2 separate regions of the Mus musculus genome follow, and region 1 is linked to region 2. A link is a loop called in an ENCODE intact Hi-C map of the cell type or tissue named here. Cell type or tissue: left cerebral cortex. All regions are shown on one strand.

Region 1 (8,000 bases), 560 kb after region 2:
CTTTGAAGGGCACCAAGGTATTAATGAAGAGCATTCAGTGAAGGTAGGGTTTGTCCCTCTACACATGCTTCCTGAGGATGCTGTTAGTCTAGTAGTAAATGCAATTACAGAATACTTTGGAACTTAAACTTCATGGTTCCTACCTATATGTCTGTGCATTTCTGATCCACAAAGAACTCAACTCAGAACAATGTGTTATTCTAGGATTTCTGACTCTCTCCTCTCACGTGGCCTCCTGGAAAATGGGGAACGTGTTGGCTCCCCACATCAAACTCCTTATCATCTCCATAGTTGATCCTACATAGCTGTCCAATCACTGTGTGCTGAAGAAATGATCCTGGAACAAGGAGATTATGAGGGGACTCTGCAGCTTTGCTAGAGATGACGGTGCTCTTTGGGACAGTGAACTCTGGTAGAGCATAGGGAGCCATGACAAGGTAGCATTAGACATCTAACCATTCCCAAGTAGTGCCAACCAGTAAAGTGCAGATCATTTTGCACTCTCAAAGCTGGGGGGCATTGAGAAACAGGAAAAGTATAAACCAAAGAAAAGATAAAACACAAATTCAGCTGTGGGTGGTTCTCAGGCATCCAGTATAGGATCTGTCAAGTATAAGAACTTTGGAGACTAGAGCAAAAGGCTCATCCAGAGCTGAATATCTGCCTCTGTCTAGTTTTAGGCTTGATTTTCTTCAACACTTGCTTTCCTTTTTGATGGATTATTGCGTAGATGTAGACAGCTTCACTAACTTTCATTGGAACAGTAATATTTGTACTTAAATTTCAGTGACATGGGCAAGAGCTGTGGGTTTTCCAGGAAATGATATGACCTTTGAGAACTGTGTGGCTTACTCTGATTCACTTGCTCCCATTTACTTACTTATGGACACTTACCCTTCTCAAAGGCTTGCTTTACACTGCCTAACAGTTCTTATCTGTCTGCTGAGACCCAAAATAGAAGCCTTTGGCTTCCTTCTCAGGTTCTGCATTCTTTGTCTTTTATTTATAGCAATTACAAACCATTTTCTACTTTTAGGTCTCTGTTGTCTTTAGCTGGCCTTGAACTTTAGGGATGCATGGTTTTTCCTTCTTTTCTCCATAACAAATAATATGGCCCTTGATGCATTCAAAACAGACATTATATGAAGGGGCAGACAACCCATACAATCAGGTGAACAAATGGGTACATGAGCTGCTTCCCCCTTCTTCACTCTTTTTGGTTCCCTTGGTGTAACCAGTGCTTTCTAGAACACTGTGAGGTCTGCTGCTAACTTGGTCTCACCGTCTGATGGCTCTGTGTGAATTTGCCTTTGCCATATAGGTCAGCCCCTTGTTGAGTTGGAGAGCAATGCAGCCTGGGTGTTGGAAGACAGCTCCACCCCTGAGTCACAGTGCCTCTGGATCCTGCGGTTCCACTCCGTGTGAAAGGTCTTTCTGTAGCATTCTTGCAAGGTGAGTTTTCTAATTAGCTTTCCCTTATAAGGTGCCAGAGGGGACGATTGGTCAGAAGTAAAGTCCATAGATGGGGTAACAGTGGCCAAGAGACTTTTGCCTTAGGCTGCTGGGTGGGAAGACGTCTTCCAGTTGACATCTGGTGAGAATTTAATGACTCAGAACTCTACTCTCCACCCCTGGTCTCTCACCCACCAGCTTGCCTCACTCAGCCAGGCCTGGACTTTGAGAGCATGAAATCATATACATCATGATTACACCTGCATGGTAGCTATACTCAGTGTTAGAGAACATGTTCTTCAAATGGCCAAAAGAGGACGAGAGGACTCCTGAATACCCTTTCTCCCTCACATCTCTGAGAGGAAGCTGTCTTCCAGTAAAGGCTGAGGCAAAACCAGAGAGTGAATGGTCAAGAGATTGGTCAAGAGAATGGTCAAGAGATTAAATAGTAAATGAACAAAAAGGACAAGTGGACATGGTGGTCTTCAGGTATCTAATGGTTCATATGCTACTCCATATAGACTGATGCATTTTTAACACATATAGCTTTAGTATAGAGTCAATAAATATTTCAATGTTAAAAGATAAAATTGTGAAAGAAAAACACTGAATGATAAGTTTATCCATAACTCGTAACATTTAGCAATAATCCTTGTTTACTACTGGGCATTTTTCTTTTTTTTAACATGTCACTCAGATCCTTAAAGAGAGGCTATGATTTTTATTTTACATAGGAATAACTAATGTGCTGAAATGAGTGGAGGAGTCATTCAGGAATGGAGGGATTCAAAAGTTCTTATCTTATGATCTTCACAGATTGCATACTGAGCGTCTAGTCATTCATTTCCAATTTCCTGGTCTTCAAGTTTCTCCCAGTCTTACATTTCTGCCTTCAGAGAGACAAAGATGATTCAGATCCAATGTTAATATAAGCTCAGTCCCTTTAGATGAACATTGATCTTTGTATTAGTCTAAGTGTTGTGATAAAGAAAAGTTTGTGTGTTGTCAGCGAGCAGAGACATCTAAACTCAGTTCCAAGTATGTGGGTAAGACCCTGGTAAATGAAAGGCTGCTTTCTAAGCTAGTTCTTTAACCCGATCCATGCTCAAGTTTATTATTATGCTCCTAAGATTACTAAGGTCTAAGAAGGGAAGAAAATAAGATAGCTCTAAGAACGGTTTTGTGGAATCTGCAGTCACTCCAATCCAGGAACATGGAAACGAATTAGAGCCGCCACTTTATCTATGCTAGTAGTCAAGTGTGGTGTAGAGGCAATTTCAACATTCAAATTATATCACATCTTATGATGAAATAGGAATTGCCCATGGACCAATTCTTTTTCTATGATCACCAGACACCAGGACAGGAAAAATCTTCCTAGAATAGATAAATATTGATTAAGATTTAAAAATGCCCCCGTTTCCAGGAACAGATACCGTCACTTGAAACTACATCCATCTTCAGATTGGGGAAGCTAGTGTGTAGGGAAAGAAAAGGATTTCTAGGCTTTGCATTTGTATTGCTGGCCTGGGATTTTTTTTACTTTAGGTCACCCTTTATCTAGGAGAAAACATTGTTTCATTTGGACCAGAGGAATCGATAAAGGAGCCCATGGAAAAATGGGTGGCTTCTGCCTTTTTGTTGACATGCAACTCTGCTCAGGAAGCTAGAGAAGAGTCCTTGGAACACATTTGGAAATAAGAATTTGGCACTAGTGTTCTCTGTGTTAGATTAAATTATGGCGAACTGTGGATTATCAGAGGTAGAGAATGGCCCATGCAGGTGACTGGTAAAAATACCCTTACTATATTATTTAAAGCCTGCTGGGAAATGATGGCAGTTGAAATGGAAATGATTATAATTCCTGCTCTCAGCACATCCTCTGTGCCGCTCTACCTCCTTATTTTCTCCATAAACCTGTAAAAGAGGTTCCATTTCTTCCATTATACACAGGTAAGATTGAATTCACAAGAAGGCAAACAACTCTTCTAAAATCACTCAGGTAGTCATTAACCCTGCTAGAGTAGAGCTTGTGAAATTTCTTTCTCTGCTCACTCTTTTGTTTTGTTTTAGAGTCTTGGGTTGGGTGCATTACAGAGACTGCAACTGAATCATGGAATCTAAACCACTGAGCTGAGAGGCCCTCGCAGGTAGACCCCAATGTTCTAGGTAGACCCGGATGTGCTGGCAGACATCACTGGATGGCCTTTTGCAGCTAAGGCTAGTATTCTAAACACAAGTGCTGCCCTCATGATTTATTTTTAATGCATCCTCTAAGAGAGACGTTCTCAACCTTCCTAATGCTATAACACTTTAATACAGTTCCTCATGTTGTGGTGACTCCTCTAACCATAAAATTATTTTTGTTGCTACTCCATAACTGTAATTTTGATACTGTTATGAATCATGAGGTAAATAACTGTTTTCTGATGATCTTAGGTGACCCCTGTGAAAGAAACATTCAACCCCCGAAGGGGAGGCAACGTACAAGTTGAGAACCACTGGTCTAAGTGATGCTGGGAGAAGCTGGTGTCACAAGACCAGGGGTGGAATTAGGAGGACTGTACCTGTTTTCTGAATCTGTCAGGGCACATCAGAAGTCACTTATCTTTCCTCAGCCTCTAACAAGTCATTTTGTTTAGAAAAAGAGATTATCATTAGACAGAAATGGCACCAATATCCTGACACCTGATTAAAAGCAGAATGGAGATAAAATGATTTCTCTCTCCTTCCTGGTCTGGGAAGCCAACATTGCTCACCCTCCAGCCCCCAGGGAAATGGCTCTGTCCCAGCGGCAGCCTGCTCTTTACTTTGAAGTTGCTGTTTGCATTTGGAGCTCCAAAAATGTTTGTGCTCACTGCTGCTGCAGGCTGGCCCAGCAAAACTGCTCATGCTGAGACCATGGCTGGCTTCCCGGGTGAAAAAAAAAAAAAAAAAAACCACGACAGTTAATTACATCAACCCAATTAGCAGAAGCACCCACCTTGTGCAAGCAAGGCTCACCTGCAGACTCACCCGTCTGGCAAAGGGCCCCCAGGCTTTAGTGGGGAAGCTGCTGAACTGAGAGACTAAAGTGTTTACCAGTGACCTCCTTTCAGTACCCTCTTGTCTTCCAGATAAGTAAAGGAACTGGAAGAGAACCAATCTCTTACGCCATAGTCTGCCGAGCAGCCTGCAGATAGTAATGGCTTTCAGATTGTTCCACTGGGCAGGGACAGAGTCTTCCCTCAGCACCTACCGGTGATCAGAGGTGGAACACGATCAGATATTGCCTTTGGTAATGAGGTTGTTTGCTTGCCTCTAACAGAGCCCTGAAGAGACAGAGCCCTCTCTGAAAGGCAGGCTGGGGAAACGTGACAGCTGTTTTCCTTGGCTCCGAGCTCACACTTTCCACCTTCACAAGGAATCCACGGTGCTGGGTTCAAAGATGAGATCCAGTCACTCATTAGCTGCCTACCAGGACCCAGTTGCTTAAACTCTTGGAGCTCTGATATGCTGTTTGCTGAAGGTGCGAGTGAGCACACTGTAGGGCTGAAGAACCATCCAGTGATTGTCATCAAGTAGGGAGAGACTATCTCCAAAGGGCAGCCCTGGGATAGAACTGTTCCATGTTGTGATTGGCCTGCTGGCCAGAGGACAATGCATTTGTCAATGGCAAAGAGCTATATGTTGAGACATACAACTTTTGCAGAACAATCCCCCTGTAAAAGTTGATGAAAGTCACTTTCAAATTTCAGTAAAGGGAATAATGATGATAATAGACTCAAAAGTATCAAGCAGAATGTATGGGCCATGTAGGTCCTATGTATGTACCAATGGCTTCCCTTTCTCCCCAAGCCTGCTTTCCTTATCTTTCAAATAGGAATTCAAATATTATTTCCTCTAAGAGTAAAAATTCATCTTTTTAATCATGTGATGGTAGCGGTAACGGTAAGATTATTGGTGTAACTATTTTCTCTACATTCATTAGTTAATATGTCTTAAATGTCCTTGTTGAACTGGGTCCTGTCACCAGCCCTGCTGTAAAAAGCATAGCACAGGGCCAGGCGTGGTGGCGCACACTTTTTATCCCAGCACTTGGGAGGCAGAGGCAGGTGGATTCCTGAGTTGGAAGCCAGCCTGGTCTACAGAGTGAGTTACAGGACAGCCAGAGCTACACAGAGAAACCCTGTCTCCAAAAAAAAAAAAAAATCAAAAAATAAAATAAAATAAATATAATTTAAAAAAGCATAGCATAACAGTGCCCCCCACCTAAGGCAGCTCCCAGCTTAAGAAGGGAGGTAGACTGAGTAGTAAGTACTTCCATATTACGAATGCTACTGTGTGAAGTTCAGTAGCAACAGAAGGCACCTCAGTGCTGGATAAGGGAAACAGAGAAGACATCCTGGTAAGAGGTTATCCCAAATGAGAGTTGGGTGAAGGGAAGTAGCAGAGAGACCCACAGAGAAGCTGGGGAAGCAGTCACAGCAGGCTGATAGATGCTAGAGCAAGGGAGTCTGGGAGACTACTTAAGAATGTATCATCTATCCATCTGCTTAAGGGCTCAGAGAGTCATCTTCGTGGTTACACAAGGTGGTTTGCTAAGTGTCTTCTCCCATGTGTTCCCATGTGTTTCAATTCTTCGGGTTCCTGTAACTGGGCCTCAGTCCTCAGCTTCTGCGTGAAAATCAGGGTCAGAACTTAAGGGAAAGCTTCCCTGTTGAAAAGCATGAACTTTTAAGGTTTTTTTTTTTTCATTTGCTTTGCATAATCAATCACTCACCTGCAAACCTGGGGGTTTCCCTATCAGATGACAGGTGACAGGAGTCATGGAAGGGATTCAAATCCTCTAAGGTGGCTCAATGATGTCAACCCAATTACCCGAGACAGCTTATCTGCACAGCAACGGCCCTCGGGTGTCAGTACCTGTGTGGACTTGGGTGGAATTCTTTGCTGGGACACTTGGCTGACAGCAAGTCTGCTCATCCCTGCCTCTTCCTGTCCTCCCCCCACCCCTACCCCCAACTGCAGAGGAAAGCAGCACCAGCCCCTCTCCACAGCCCAGAGACCTTGCCTGAGTTCTGGAGATAACAATATGCATAGCACCTTTTGTATGCTGCTAAAGAAAGGCTTCAAGGGTCGGTGCTGATATCCCACAGTCCTGCACCCGGGTTAATCCACCCGTTAAGTCATTTCAGCCTATTCCGCAAACAGCTGCTTCTCTTGCTTCCACACCTGTGCTGCCCCGCCCTTTCCTGCTTTGACCACCTCTGTTTCTTTTCTAGAACTCATGTGGCGTCTTCACATTCCAGACTGAATGGGGGAGGCCAAGCATGGAGGGTCTGTACTATGCTTTTACTTGTCTTGCGAGGTTAGAATGCATTGGGTTTTAGATATTGCAACTAGGATCCCTTTGGAAGACCTAGGACATTAAACATGTGGACTTAGTGGGCTTGAACACTCCTAAAGGTGTTATCTACCTTTAACCATCTGTGATCATGTAAATTCTGACTCGATATAGGATGACCTGTTCAAGATCCTACATCCATTGCACATCAAACCAGGGTATAGTAGCATACTCTACAGGAGATGTGCTACAGAACCACAGAAAGGTCTCAGGCAAAGATGGGATACAGGAGCTTAGTTTCTCCTTCCCTATGATAAAAAACCAAGTCCCCAGTACAGTTCTGTGAAGAATGAGGAAAATAGTAAACACACACACACACACACACACACACACACACACACAGAAATGCATGCACATGGGAGGAACTTCCCATAGGATATTTCAACATTCAACAGTAACTATTACACTTGCAACAGTGGCCCTCTGCTGTGTTACCAAACAAGATGACAACAGCAAAGTTCTATTCAAGCACACAGCAAGGAGGAGATCCATCTGATAACACAGCCACATTGTAGGTTTGTTACTGAAGAGGAAGGTGCTGACCTTACTGGGCTCCTTTGTTTCTACAGGGAATTAGACAGAGGAAGTGGAATAACCGGTCTGGGTCTTTGAGCTTGGGGTGTGGCAACCCTAGCACTTAAAGTATCTCCTTTAAATTTACTGATTCATCTCTTTGTACCCTTTCTCTATTTCTAAGATGTTGGAAGAGAATTTCTCCCCCTGGAGATAGCATAGCTGTGGACAGAATATCATAGACATAATGGAGGGAGGAGAGAGCACTTCTCTTTTCAGAAGCGATGCTATTATTTTCAATGAGACGGACTAGAACCCTTCCTCTGTCTTCTCTGAAGCTCCCTCGTCTTCATGACTAATTTGGGGATCCACCTACTCTTAGGACCAGTGGTCTAGTAGTAAGGAAGAAATCTCCCAGGCACTTCCTTGGTCATAAAGGGTGCAGGTCTTTGACATCAGAAGTGGGTGCCTCCCTCTATACCATTTTTCGGAATCTTGGGGCAATTTAGTCCTGGGATGTGACTCGATTCCTGCCCTGTTATGAAATGCCTGTGCCAGCTTGGCATAGTCACCTGCCTCATTTGCATTTCTCCACATGTGGCGTTCTCATGCCTCTGTGCACATTGCTTTCCTTAGCTGTAGTTTATGC
Region 2 (8,000 bases):
AAAGATGGATGGAGGAGACGATCGGAATAGGTTGTTCAGTCCTTGCTGTCTAATTGGTCTCCGTCTCTCTTTCTTTTCCCCACTGATTAGCCTAGAAAAAAAAATCGCTATCTTTCCTAAGTGTTGGCTTTCTTAAAGTTCAGTGTACCCCATCTTCCATGACATAGACCTTTATTGGGGGGCCCTTAGCTTGTGGTTGAAATGTTCACAGTTCTTAACTGGAAAACACTGTTGAGAAAAGCCACAAAAATTGTGAACGTGCCCAGGCATATTGGAAGCTGCCCCCAAGGTCTTTCCATTGACCAGCACAAAGACTATGACGAAGGTGCTGTCTGCCCACTCCTATGTGGAAATCGTGTTGTGTTTGTCTAGAAGCCAGAAGGAAAAAAAATATATGTTGAAAATGGCCTGATGACAGCCTATTTTGAGATACAGATGCCTTGCTACTTCAAATCCTTTCTTGCAAAAATTCTTATAGTTGAAAGGTTTTCATTGGTCTGAAGTCCAAGGAAATGAGCGTCCTTCCTTATCTAATTTAGCTAGACTGACAGTTTGCCTGTAGCTATTGGGAAACAGAGGGCTACTCACAGCCATTGGAGTGAAACCTCTGGGATATGGGATACAGTTCCTAAGTTTGGCCACAGAAATGATTTTTTTCTTTAAAAATGCCCCAGAATGTAATTATATGTCTTTAAACTGGATGCATTTCCAGATCAACATCACTGTGGACTTGGGGTGGGCAGTTCTATATTTATAGAAGTTAAGCTTTGTGAGACTGATCTTTTTTTATTTTTTAGAGGTTCTCATGTGTAAAATATAGAAGGTGTTCTTCATTGAGGCATGGAACCTGATAGTATCACGCAGACTTCACCAGGCCCAAGGTGTTGAGGGTGTCTCAACCGGCTGTCCACTCAGGAAAATACTTAAATGAACTTAAAATAAAAAAAGAAAAGATCTATTTTTAGCTCAGTTTTTATAGTTTATGTCATCTCTTGGTCATGTCTTGAGGCCTGAGATGAGGCAGCCATGGCTGAAGTGTTTGATGAAGAAGTCTGCTCAGGTCATGGTCACCAGAAAGCAAAAAGAGGAGAGGCAAAGTTCAAGGTGGTGTCCCTGTAATCTAACTCCACCTTATTGGGTCCATCTCCAGAAAGTTCTAGTATGTCCAAGAACTGCTATAGGCTGTGGCCAAGCTTTTACCACATGGCCCTCCTGAGAACACTTAGCATCCATACCATAAGACAGGGCACAGAGTTTCTAGAATATTTTTGCTTAGCTTTGATCACTATTTTAATTTCTTCTTTGAAGAAAGAATACTATATTTTCTCAAGAATATAACTGGAAAATTTAGTGAATAGTGTATGTTGGAAACTGAAGTCATAGTTGACTCTTACAGTCATAGCCCATAAGTAGGTAATTTATCAAATATGTGCTAGGATGAAGGTGTTGTATGTGTGTATGTATGTCTTTTTATTACCCCAAGAAGAAAAGAACAGAAGGCCTGTGGGGAGATTCTGGGCCTTTTCCTTATTGGCTGTACTCCTCCGAATCAGCCTTGTTCTTGACAGCTTGACTAAGACATGAGGCAGCATGCATAGAAATACTATGCGAAGCCAAGTTCAAACACGTTCTTAAAAAAAAAAAAAAAAAAAAAAAAAAAGCATGCACAGCACGTGAATACATCTAAGTCGCTACTTCAGCTATTGAAGTGCTGTGGACCTAAGTGATACAGCCTTTGCTACTAATGATGCCTGGGGTAATAGCAGAGATAACTCAGGGATGTGGAAAAGTATGCTGTGAGGTACAAAGTGATTGTGGCAGTTGAGCTGAGTCCATACGCTGGCAACAATTAGCTATGATATACCCAAGAAACAGGAAGGAAACAAACAGACTATGGCATGGCCTTGGAGACTGGGTACAAATAGGTGATTGGAATTTGATGAACTTGGTTAGTAGAACAGGCTTCATTACCTGAAACATGGGGTGAGACTAAATCCACGCGGTGAGAGAGGGTAGAGCATCTCGGGAAATGGTGAGCTGATGGTGTTTTTTATGATGGATGCTCACTGCCCTCCCTCCCTCCCTCCCTCCCTCCCTCCCTCCCTCCCTCCCTCCCTTCCTTCCTTCCTTCCTTCCTTCCTTCCTTCCCCCATCTCCCCTTTGTGAGAAACATAATTACGTTGGTAGTTATGAGAGTTGGAGTGCCTTTTATTTAGGTAATGGTAGATAGTCTTGGAAATCTTCCTAGAGGAAGTAAGTTTTAGATATTGGAGAAGGACTTTCAAGTGGAGGGAAAGATAAATGCTGTTCCAATAAAGACTGCTGAACTCATTTGTGGAACTGATAAGATATGAATACTAGGAGGAATATTTGTGTGGAAAATAGCATAGCGGAGAGTCAGGGAGAGTGGGAGAGTTGGGAAGCCACCACGTTAGAAAGGTACTCAGGACTGAGTGTCTGACATATTAATAGAAATAGCACAGTAGTAGACTGGTGGCCTTATGGGAGAGGCATACCCCAGATCTTGACTTCATGCTGGAAGTGGAAGTAAGAATGAGAATTTCAGAAGAGGAAAAGGCACAAAAAATGTTAAAATAAATTAGACTGAAATTCTGGGATGGAAGCAAAATGCTTCTGGGAGAGATGTATATGTCAGGATAAACTGGACCAAGGGAATTGCACTGGATTTCATGGTAACAACAGTGCAACAGAAATTGTGCAACAGACATAAACAAATCATCCCATAAAATCATTCAATGGATGATTATGTTCATGTTTAGCTTAGTTATGGTATCAGGATGTTCCTCCAACACAACTGTCCAGATACTATCCCAAGATCTCTTTTAAGTATTGTTGGCTAAATGGATCTATTTGGGAAAGTTTAGGAGGCCGTGCATATTCACTGCAAAGTGTAAAGACCAGACACTCTTAAGAGTCCCCAGCCTTTTCCTTGGCTTGGCTCATGGCTCTTCTAAGTGAAACATTTGTGATTATTTATGATGACAGGCCTGACACTCTGCCTGAAATGTATACCTGCCCCCTGAAGCAATCTGCTTCCTTGGGAAGAGACCAGGGGAGGCAGGGTTTCACCAAAACAGCTCATTTTCATTTCTTTCTCCTTACTTTTGGTTCTTGGGTAAAATTGGTGAGTACTGGACCACATCTATATTTTTAATGGCCACCCCCCTGCCCCATGCTCTAGAGATGAATCATGGAAGCGTTCCCTCCCCCTTTCCTCCATATTACTTCATTTCTAACTCCATTTCTGTCTCCACTGTAATTGCAGCGTTGGGTGCGATGCTGCTTGAGAAGGAATTAGCTGAACTGTGGTGGTTTGGCAACAGAAAGGTAGAGAGGAAGCAACAGGGAACAGAAGGCCTGTGTGAAATGTGTAGTGTGTGGCTTTCTGCCCAACAAAGGCCACTTCCCCTACCATTTCCAGCTCTCCTGAGGCTTTTAAAGCATCAGGCATGGGATGGAGGTAAGTTCATATGGAATACTTACGCAGTCATAATTACCAGGCTATGAAGGAAGAACCTTAAACATACACATATAAACACACAGCACCTTATACTGTAAGGTCCCAGGGGAATTTCAAAACCACATGCATATTTCAAGAAAACAGTTTATCAGAGAGGTGGGGGGGAGAAACGGTGGGAGGGGATTTACATGGTCTAATAGGTAGGTGTCAGAATAACCACACATGGTAAGAATGAGGGAAAATATAAAGCACTACTGAATTTGAAGTCATGTTAAAATGCATTTTTCATTAATGACTCAAGACTCTACAAAAAAATGCATGTATCACTCATTAGAATTTTGCAGTGGGCAGACATTTATTTGTCCAACACAGGGCACAGGAGAATACATGGAGGGTTGAAATCTTTAAGTTTGAGATACCAATTTATCAATGAGCAAGATCTGTTGGAAAATATATAGCCAGCTTCAAGCCATAGCACCTGCAGAAACAAATGAGGAGTAGGACTTGGAGTAGCAGTCCATGGACGGAGTGCATTCTGCAGCTCCATCATCTAAGACCTTTGTTCTAGCTGCCATACTCACAATGGAACCTTCACTATCTCCTCAGGCACCCTGGCCCATGGCTGATGAGCTGTAATCCTCACAAGTTTTCAGGATGCAGAGGTGTAGCCTGAGGGTATCGTGCCCACTCTATAACCACACTTTGCCAAACCACACTTGGAAAGTCTGATGAGTTGGCCTTTCACATTTTCTTCCCCTTTGTCCTTTCATCATGCTGCTACCTAGAATGAGAGGGTGGACCTGAAGCTGGAACCCCATTGCCAGCTTTAGTCATCCTGCGGTCAGTGTTCTCAGGAAGATTGTCTATAGGATGAAATAAGATTCAAGGAACTAAACCAGAGATCTGGATGTGTTGGAGGTCAAGGGTGTTCTAGTCTGGAGGTCAGTAAAATTTACTCCCAAAGGAGATGATTCTAAACACATTAGACCTATGGACCATGCTCTACCAGTTGCATGGGCACTAAAGCCTGCTGTACAGAAGCAACTATAAACAAAGTGCCAATCAATTAAGGAATCTATGTCCCAGTACAGTTTTATTTAAAACAGACAATAAGCTAGTCTTAGCCTGTGGGCCCTAGTCTATCATCTTCCCCTTGAGTGAATGGACAGTTAACATAGTGGAGGGCGCTTCTCTAGAGAGGCCTTATCCTGTTCTGTTAAAAACCCTATATGGGCATGAGAAAGTTTGTGGTAAAGATAGCATTCAGTACATTTTCATATTTTAGGAAAGAGAGAGAGAGATTAATAATATACCTTATGTCAAAGTTAGGATGCAGAAAGAGGCAGGCATGGCCTAAAGGTTGATCGATGCCTTTGACTCTCAATTATAGCTCTACTTCCTTCTATTTAGGAGGAATCTTACAAACTTGTGCAAAGTATTTGACATTCTTATCCTTCCTTTCCCCTCCCCTTCACATCCCTCCCTTCCCCACCTCTTCTCTTCCTTTCTCTTCTCTTTTCTTTCCTATCTTTTAATATAGAGTTTCACTACATAGTCCAAGGCAGCCTTGAACTTGTGATCCTCCTGCCTCAGTCTCCCAAGTCCTGAGATTACAGGCATGCACCATCTTCTCTGTCTCAAGTAGATTTTCTTCGTCTGTCAAAACAGCCATAATTTTATCTGTGGTTGGACCATGTCAAGGACTGGATTCTATGGCATATATGAACAGCTTAATCCGGTATCTCTCACACAGTCTTTATAGATCATAGAAAACCTTACTGATTTGCAGGCAAAAGCGAGTGAGTTCTGCCTCCAGGAACTGAAGTGGCGCAGTCAGGAAGTATCATAAACTGACTCACCAGAGAGGCACAACCGCTGCTGCTTCCCATTCAGGTTGTGTCTGTCAGGAGGTTTATACCGCCTATAGGCTACAAATGTGAATACAGAAGATGACGATTTCCTAACAGGCACCTGTGCACAATTAAAGAGGGGAAGCAATGGATGAAAGGGCAGCCAGGACCTGGTCCTTCAGAAGGGCAGAGGGGAGAATGGAAGAAGTCATTAAGTAAGGCATTAGAGTCTTCTGGAAGATTGAAGGTCTGTACCCAGAAGAACCATAGTGGATCTGTAACCTTTCCCCAGTCCTCTGTAGCTAGGGGGCAAGATGCCTATTTCAGATATAAAAGAGTAGTCCTAGTAGTAGACTATATCTCTTTCACTGCCCAGGGACTTCGGGCAACTTACGTCTCACACAAGTACCACACAGGATACTTGGGGTGCTGGACCAGGTCCAATTTGGAATTTGGTTCTTCTTATGCAAGGATAATGCTTTGAAAGGTGTGGGTGTCACAAATGAGAGAAAAATCAATTCGCTTAACCCACCTCCCCATAGGAACAAATGAAAAACTTTTTCTTTTCTTTTGTGCCTCTTACCCATGTTTTCCATTTCTTCATGTCTAATCTCAAGTTTTAATCAAGCATAGAACACCTTTTGCATGCTCTTGCATGGGGCCAAAGACAAGGCATGCATCTAACTAGAGCTAACTGGAGAACCCTGTGGCTTTTTGGATCTCCCTTAGAAGAAGCTGAGAATGGGAAGGGCTTCAGGACCACTGTGAAGCAGGAGCCTTAGAGTGACTGTTTTTTGTTTGTTTGTTTGTTTGTTTGTTTTGTTTTTATTGACTTAGGCAGCAGCAGATCAGCACCATGGGACAGTAACAGAAACATGATGCTATCTGTATCCTTTGGAGACAGCACTTATGAATAGAGGTAGTCTGAGCCGCAGAGAGCATTTGTGGCCTCTCCATCCCCCACTTCCATCCTCCCTTTATTTAACTAAAATCATCTTCATTACAGATCTTCTTTTCCCTGAAAAGTTGTGTTGCAAGAGGAATCTGTAACCTAGGAATCAGTGATGCCTAGCTCCCTCCCTGTTCAGTTACTGTCATAGGCTTCAGGTATCAATTCAGTCCTACAGTAGTCCTATAATAGGACTTGGTACAAACCGGATACATTAAATACATTAACACAGGCAACATATCATGAGGTTGCTGTTAATTTTAAATTTATCTTACAAATGAGGAAACTGATGAACACAGAGGTTGTTGCTAGTTTAAAACAAACAAGCAAGCAAACAACAGCATGGACAACGAACCACACCCAGCTAATAATTGGTAGAGTTAGGCTCAAACTCAAGAGTATAGAGCCCAAATCTGTGTTGCAATATTACTTCTCACCTAAGTGAAAGAGTGCTAGTTAAGGAGACATTTTATTTACTGTTTCTCTTAATGGGAAGAAATTTTACATCATTGACTCTGCATGAAAAACCTAATTTCATAGGTAGTGCCATCATGACAAAACACATGATAAAATGTAGAGACATCAAAACAGCAAGAGAGTAGAGCTTAAATAAAGACTTAGCTGTTGGGCCAACAAGCCCACAGAATGTATTTGTGTGTTTTCTTTCTGTGTGCCTGTGTGCATATGTGCGCAGTGGTGTGTATGTGTGTGTGTGTGTGTGTGTGTGTGCGTGTGTGTAAGAAAAAGAGACAGAGACATTGGGATTTTTGAGATCTTAATTACATGGTATAATTTTACAAATATACAGTCAAGGGGTAATTAGTATTTTTCACCTTTTTAAGTTTCTGAATGTAAGCCAAGCCCTTTTCAGCCTGGCTTCCCGTGCTGTGTGTTTGCTGGACAACTGTATTCTGTCCTCAATGACTGATCTTTCTTAGTCTGAGCCATTTTCCAGCACAGATATCTGCTAGATTCACTGCTTCTCCTTCTGTCCCAGGGCCAAACTATTACCCAGGAAAGACACCCACATTTTTTAAATGGGTGCAAACACAGGCTTGGTGAGCCTTCCAACCCAGGAAAATGTCAACAGACATCAAAACGCTGTCCAAACACATGAAGCAGGAAGCGTGGAATTCTCGGTGTCAGCCAGTGGATGCGGTGTGTTATTTTGGGTGGTGGGTCATCCGGGCGCTTGTGAGGTCATATCTTGTGGGCGTTTGCCCATCCTTTCAACAAGCTAGGCCATTGTAGGCTCTTGCTTCCACACTCTTTTCAAATACTGTATCTGTCTGGACATGCAGCTAAGAAGTCAGAAAGAGTGGGGGAGACGGCGCTAGGGGCAAGGTCGGGCATCTTTTGTTTGCTCTTTCTCTTCCTCCCTCCTCCCTGCCCCCTTTCTTTCTGGTTGGCTCTCTCCTTAGTTTTTCTCTCTTTTTCTCTCCCTCCCTCTTCCTTTCCTCTCCCTTTTTGGCCTCTCCCATCTTCCCTTTCGCTATCTTTGAGAGCTTCTTCAATGAGGTGATATTTTCTGGCTTCTCTACAGAATCCCCCGGAGCACTTGATGGCCCACTTTTCCCACCTCTCTGTTTTGGTTCCTCTGAGTAGGTGCACACAGCTGGATCCTTCTCTTTTTTTAAGTAAAACCACAATCTGCTCAGCGAATCACTGCTTTGCTGGCTGGAGGGGGAAGAGGGAGATAGGCAAGCGAAGGATGTGTGGC

Evidence for each region. Hi-C counts contacts between places; a loop is a spot of excess contacts. Peaks named below come from ENCODE experiments on the same cell type or tissue, not always from the same donor. Only the 100,000 strongest peaks of a DNase experiment are listed, where the experiment ranks them.
Region 1: a loop joins it to region 2, with 6 times the contacts of the local background. A loop is called at or near these places in 29 of 42 quality-filtered maps.

Annotation. Positions count from the first base shown.
Region 1 is chr16:25,940,964-25,948,963 of GRCm38, forward strand. No RefSeq gene overlaps it. Among named protein-coding and RNA genes, the nearest start is that of P3h2, 160 kb to the right of the region's middle. In left cerebral cortex, a CTCF peak has its summit at 4,685; DNase peaks (open chromatin) are centred at 4,285 and 4,671; H3K27ac peaks cover 385 bases.
Region 2 is chr16:25,377,549-25,385,548 of GRCm38, forward strand. All of the region lies in intron 4 of Tprg (transformation related protein 63 regulated), which reads left to right. Among named protein-coding and RNA genes, the nearest start is that of Tprg, 95 kb to the left of the region's middle. In left cerebral cortex, no CTCF peak of the experiment used is centred here; a DNase peak (open chromatin) is centred at 676.